Linked DNA regions of Mus musculus: region 2 is linked to region 1. The links are chromatin loops, found by intact Hi-C in ENCODE. Cell type or tissue: left cerebral cortex. All regions are shown on one strand. Each heading gives the region's core, and the rest is flanking DNA. Links, peaks and the distances in the headings are about the cores only.

What was found. A loop is a pair of places that touch in the nucleus more often than their neighbours do. Peaks named below come from ENCODE experiments on the same cell type or tissue, not always from the same donor. Only the 100,000 strongest peaks of a DNase experiment are listed, where the experiment ranks them.
Region 2: a loop joins it to region 1, with 29 times the contacts of the local background. A loop is called at or near these places in 3 of 42 quality-filtered maps.

Annotation. Positions count from the first base shown.
Region 1 is chr8:97,344,854-97,347,779 of GRCm38, reverse strand. No RefSeq gene overlaps it. Among named protein-coding and RNA genes, the nearest start is that of Gm25160, 120 kb to the right of the region's middle. In left cerebral cortex, for the core only: no CTCF peak of the experiment used is centred there; DNase peaks (open chromatin) are centred at 1,016 and 1,203.
Region 2 is chr8:96,151,412-96,154,337 of GRCm38, reverse strand. No RefSeq gene overlaps it. Among named protein-coding and RNA genes, the nearest start is that of Gm31892, 150 kb to the right of the region's middle. In left cerebral cortex, for the core only: a CTCF peak has its summit at 1,295 (motif pointing left); DNase peaks (open chromatin) are centred at 1,315, 1,661 and 2,036; H3K4me3 peaks cover 921 bases; H3K27ac peaks cover 1,082 bases.

The DNA of each region.
Region 1 (2,926 bases), core at 260-2,759:
TTCCTTTGGACAGGAACATTTCTGGGTTTGAGATAGGTGGGTAGCCCCATCCCTCCACCAGGAGCCGTGCCTATTTATCGGAGGTGGTCTCTACAGGTTTTTTTCTCCCCTTTGCCTCTCATTTCTGTTAAAGTCAACCCGGTTGGGTCTTGGGAGCCCCTTGCTTCCCTGGCGTCTGGTACTCTCCAGTGGCTACCCTAAGTTCCTCATCCCCTACCGCTACATATTTTTATTAGATTCTCTGACCTTCTGTATCTCTCTCCTGTCGCCTCCATTACCTGATATTGCTCCCTTATTTCTTCTCCCTTCTCTCTCCCTTCGAGGTCTCACCCCTCCCTTCACCTCCCAAGATCATCCTGTTCCCCCCTCAATGCAGGACTGAAGTATCCACACCCTGGTTTTCCTCCTTATATGATCATCTGAATTTGGGTGGAATTTTTGGTTTACAATTAATGACTTCAAAAGGGTAGCCTTTGCTTCACTCTTGGTCAAATATCCAATGCACTGTTTTACCTGGAAAGCTTGGGACACTGTAGTTTCAATTCTGCAAGTCTAGAGTTGGAGTCAAGGGTTCTTTTCTGTTGCATTTGTCTTCCAGATAAAGTCAGTCTCATGATTCTGTAGAAGTGTATTTTGACTAGCAAGACTTTATAAGACTGTCCCCTTCTGATTTCTTCTTGTGTCATTTTCCTTCTGTCCCAAGGGTTGTGACATTAAGATTGGTAGTTATGTGTTCTGCCACATTTCTTGTACTTCCCCACATCATACACAGGAGTATTGGAGCATTCTTTTTGAAAGAAAAGTCCACTTTCCTCAATTACCCGATATACTTGTGGGTGGCTCATAGTAGGAATTTAATGTCATGATTTAATGTCTCCGTTTTATAATTTGGTGGTGAATATGGAGATTTGTCCTAAATTCTGCTACATAATGTATTCATGGAACACTGTGTAGGTGTCTATGTAGGTGTATGTGCATATGTGTGTATACGAGTATGCATACAATTCTCTGAAAGGTCAAGTGACTTGGTACATAACAGTGCAAAGATTAGCCAAGACTTTAAAACGAAGTGACTCCTCTCGTTTTCCTATGACATTCAATATAGTAGCACAGAAAACTGATACGGGGTTGAAGGAGGCAGTTGCATAATTGAATTGCTTAATTTAGAAAGAACCTGACATTTTCCCTAAGGCGTAGGAAACAAACAGCAGCAAGTCACACCAGTTGGCATCAGACCAGCAATTTGGGAAACAATATGACATTCCAGAAAGTAGTCATTATAAAACTTCTATACAATACTCAAAAATAGCCGAACTGCAGCATATGCCATCTAAGGGAAGTCCTTTTCCTTCACAGTATATGTTTAATTAATGTTAACACTTGGGAAGTTTGAAAATGCTAAACTTTTTAAAAGGCATATGCGTGTACCCAGTAAACTTAGGCATTCAGATCTGTTTCATCTACAGGCATCAGTGAGTGGGAATGAGCAGAATTTATTTAGCATTCTTTACTAGAGTTTTATTATATATATGTCATCTGGATGGGAGTTGCATTTCATATGGTTTTCATGAGTTCAAATCTCATCTTTATCATATCATAGGCTCACTGACTATAGGCAACCGCAACTCCTTTGCAGAAAGTATTTTTAAAACATAGCATATTGCAAGACACCTTTAACAATAAAGTGTAGGCTAAAACTGAGACATTTTATCAATACATAATATGCATGAGATGTTATATGAAAAATTATAAGAAAATTATAGCAAAAATACCACACAAGGAAACTTTTTTGCTGACATATACATCCTGGTTGTTACTAGATTCTGCTTCTTGCTTTACTTTTTATAGATAAGGTGACAATGAGAAATCATTGCAGAATTAATGCTGTTTTACTGTCTTTACCCAACTATTTCACTCATTTTTCTTAATATATTTATTTTAATATTTCTATTACATGCCAACTTTACTTCAATCAGGACCACCCAAAATATTCATGATCTGTGAAAAACTCAAAAGCCACAATCTGTGAATTCTCTTTGCATGTGAGACACAAAGTTACTGGATAAGTGTGACTACAATCCCTTGCCAAAAAAAGCCTCTCATTATATCAGATAGAAACCATAACTGGACACCATGTAGAGATCCACACATTGGGAGTAGCTAAGCTCTAACAGATACATCAGTATCACAGCTCCTGCATCTATGGCTCAGGAGACATTGCCTATAAGGGACAGAAGTGTTCTAAGAACCAAATCTAAGGTAGTGTGCAGTAAACAGTTTTTCCTAGGAATGGCTACATGAACAATATCAATACACATGCTAGTGTGGATGAGTGTGCATTTTACTGCATCCCATTACTAGACATTGAATTATAAAAAAACTAATAACTACTGGGAGAAGAATTAACCTCTCCTAGCGATGAGCCCCATTATTGGTTGTTTGAATGCAGACTAGTCTGCCTGAAACCATATACACACACAAATAACAAAAATGAAAGTATATATATAAAACAAAAGTATGTGTGTATGTAATAATACTAATCAAAAGGAAAAATGATCATTATCTTGAGATTGGGAGGGACAGTTGAGACCTTTAGGGGAAGGTGACTGGAACTGGGGAGAGGTATTATAATTCTATTTCAATAAAAACATATTTTTAAAAATCCAAGAAACTTTTGACTTATAATAAGGCAGTGGATACTATTATATTTTTTATTATTATTATTTATTATTATTATTATTATTATTATTATTATTAGTAGTAGTAGTAGTAGTAGTAGTAGTAGTAGTAGTAGTAGTTCCCTTTTAAAGATAAGCTATGAGGTCTGCTTTTTTTCCCCCTTTTTTTAAATCTCAGCAAAGATCATTTAAGCCCCAGGGACGTCTGTTTTGGGATTCAGCAAATAATCTCAGTATATCCTCTTCCC
Region 2 (2,926 bases), core at 93-2,592, 1.2 Mb after region 1:
GATCGCTGTGATTAATATCTGCAAAATCAAGAATCATACCACTTCAGCTCTTCCAGGAGTTATGCAAAAACGGATACTTTAGTCAATCTACTGTAAGCATGACACTAGAGCTGCTCCTAAAGAACTGAACTGTTGCTGAGTCTTGGCATGGGAGAGGCCATATTTTATGAAGCACGCATACTCCAGAAGCAGGAAAAGCTGCTTTTGATTCACAGCTATGCCTACTAACCCGATTTTAGTCATTTAAATGATTTGGAAAAAGAGTGCATTCGTTACTTATCCTATCGATGTAATAAATGCCCTGACAAAAACAAGTTAAGGGAGAAAGGGGCTATCTTGGGCTCACAGCCCAAGGGCACAGCCCACCCTAGCAGTGAAATCCTAGCACAGGGGCTGGAGGCATTGACTCTGCAGTCAGGACCCAAGCCCAAGGAATGGCGCCGCCCACCTTTAGGATTTGTCTTCCTACCACAATGAGCTTAATCTAGATGCTTCCTCTGCAGCAGTACCAAGGCTATCCTCATCTAGATAATCTCTCACAAGTGTGATCAGAGACTTTGTATCATAGTCAAGTCCAGAGCCTGTTAATAGGTTAATATTGACAATCAATATTAAGCATCACAGACAGTTAACACAAGCCAGGAAAATCAAGAAATACTAAGCTCAATTTGATTTAATAACTCTGAGGTGTTGTTGGGTTTTGGGGGTTTGTACCATATGCATACAGGTGCCCAAGAAGGCCAAAAGGGGTGTCAAATCCACTGGAATTACAAACAGTTTGTAAGATGCTAGCTGATATAGGTGCTGGGAACAGAACCCAGGTCAAAAGCAACAATGTTCTTAAGTGCTGAGTCAACTCTCCAGCCCTCTTTTATTTTAAATGGATTAATTTCTTCTCTATGTGCTTCTGTCTGTAGAGAGGGGAGTTGCAAAACCCACCCTGGACTTGCCAGGCCACATCTTTGAGATTCTAATTTCACCTTCTTCTGAGAACCTTGAATTTCTAGGTTTACTGATTTGTCATCCAGATTAATTTACTAGTATGGGACTTCATATTTGTGTTTTGTTAGTAAACAAAAATTTATTTCAAGTAATATAATGTCACAGAGAGATAGACACTGTCAAAAAAATCAAAGGGTTGGAAAATAGTACTGAATGGAGCTGGAGAAACGGCCCAAGAGCTAGGAGCTTTGCAGCTCCTCCAGATGGCCCTGGTTTGATACTCAACACCTGCTTGGAGGCTCACACCGGGCTGTAACGCCAATATCACGGTATCTGGTGCCCTCTTCTGGCCATTATAAGTACTGCATGCATGCGGTGCACTGACATACAAGGGAGCCAAACATCCATGCGATGCAAAAATGAAATGAAAATAAATAAGGCTAAGAATATTTCTTAAACAAGAGAAATATATTTAGCATAATCATAAATTCAACAGAATGTTTTAATATCAAATTGGAGACAGAATACCCGCCCGTTTGTAATCCAGCACACGTGAGACAGGCAGAAGGATCACTGCAAGCTTGCTACAAGGTAGCACTGTCTCAGACACAAAAAAAGTAACATCGAGATGGAAATAAAATCAGTTCCTCACTGTCTCTCATTTTTGGCAGTTTCCCCAATGTTTGCTCCCACCATGAAGTGCTGCCTGCCCCAAAATGAGGAGCCTACCTACCCATCATAGCCTGAAACCTCCAAATGAGTGACTCAAAACAAGCTTGCTATCTTTGTAACTTACTCTCCCTGGTACTTATTGTAGGGATAGGAAGCTGGGTAAACACCAATTCCTGCTTTCACACGGGAAACATAGACACATGGGCGAACAGTCACAATTCCCAGTGTAGAAATTGTCTATGCGTTTCACGGACTATAGAGGAGAACCCACATTCTCTTACACGCTGGTCCTCATTTGTGCCTGTTACTTGGATCTATCTTTGTCATCCCCAGCACTCTGGAAAATTACATAGCGCTCTTAGGAAATCAGGAAACTATTCTGAGCCTGTGGTTTTCTATAGCTCACCATGGAACCGTGAAGGGCAGCTGCCAGCTTGACTCATACATACCACCCAAAATGTACTCCCAGACACTCCTCCAGACTCTCTGTTTCACGGTAGCCCCCACCTAGCCTTGTTTCACTTTCTGCAACCCACCCTCAAAGTCACTGCTGCCTCGGAAGCTGTCCGGTGATCTTTCGTGGTAATCTCCAGCAGCCAATTGGGTTTGGCAGTCTCTGTGCTCACCCTCTTCCGACCCACTCCCGAGTCTCCTCCAAGATGCCCCGTTTGTAGATCCCAATCTAAACGAATCATATCAGCTTACTACCTTGTTTCCAACTGGGGTTAGTCAAAGCAGAGCAGAGTCCTTTCATGCAAAGAGAGAGCTTTTCATTGAGGAAAAAATATAGAACGAAATCCTGTCATTTTTCTGTCTATGCCCTGGATGAGTCTAAAGGACATTAAGTGAAATAAACAGGTGCAGAAAAATAGTTGCCATACTGATATACGCAAAGGGAGATAGTTCATCTCAGAGGATGGTGGCTACAGAGACTGGGGAGGAAAGGGCAGGGCGAGGTGGAGAGGGATGGTTAACAGGTACGGGGTTGGAGAAGCTACTAATGTGTGGCAACACAGCAGGGTAACTCTAGTTAATAATTACTAGCTAAGATTTTTAAATAACAGGTGTTTGAGGTAAGGATTTGTCAGTTTCCCTGATATGATCCTTATGCATCATAAGCATGCATTGAAATATCACACTATACCTCAAATGCATGTACAGTTACTGTGCCGATTGAAAATTTAGATTTTAAAAATAGAGTCCCTCAGCTGGTCTCCACAAAGCTTCCTCGTGCTGCGTTCTGTAACTGCTCCTCTTCCAACTCTTGCCACTGGTAGCCAGCCTCATCGCCACCCTCCTCTATCCGAGGCTT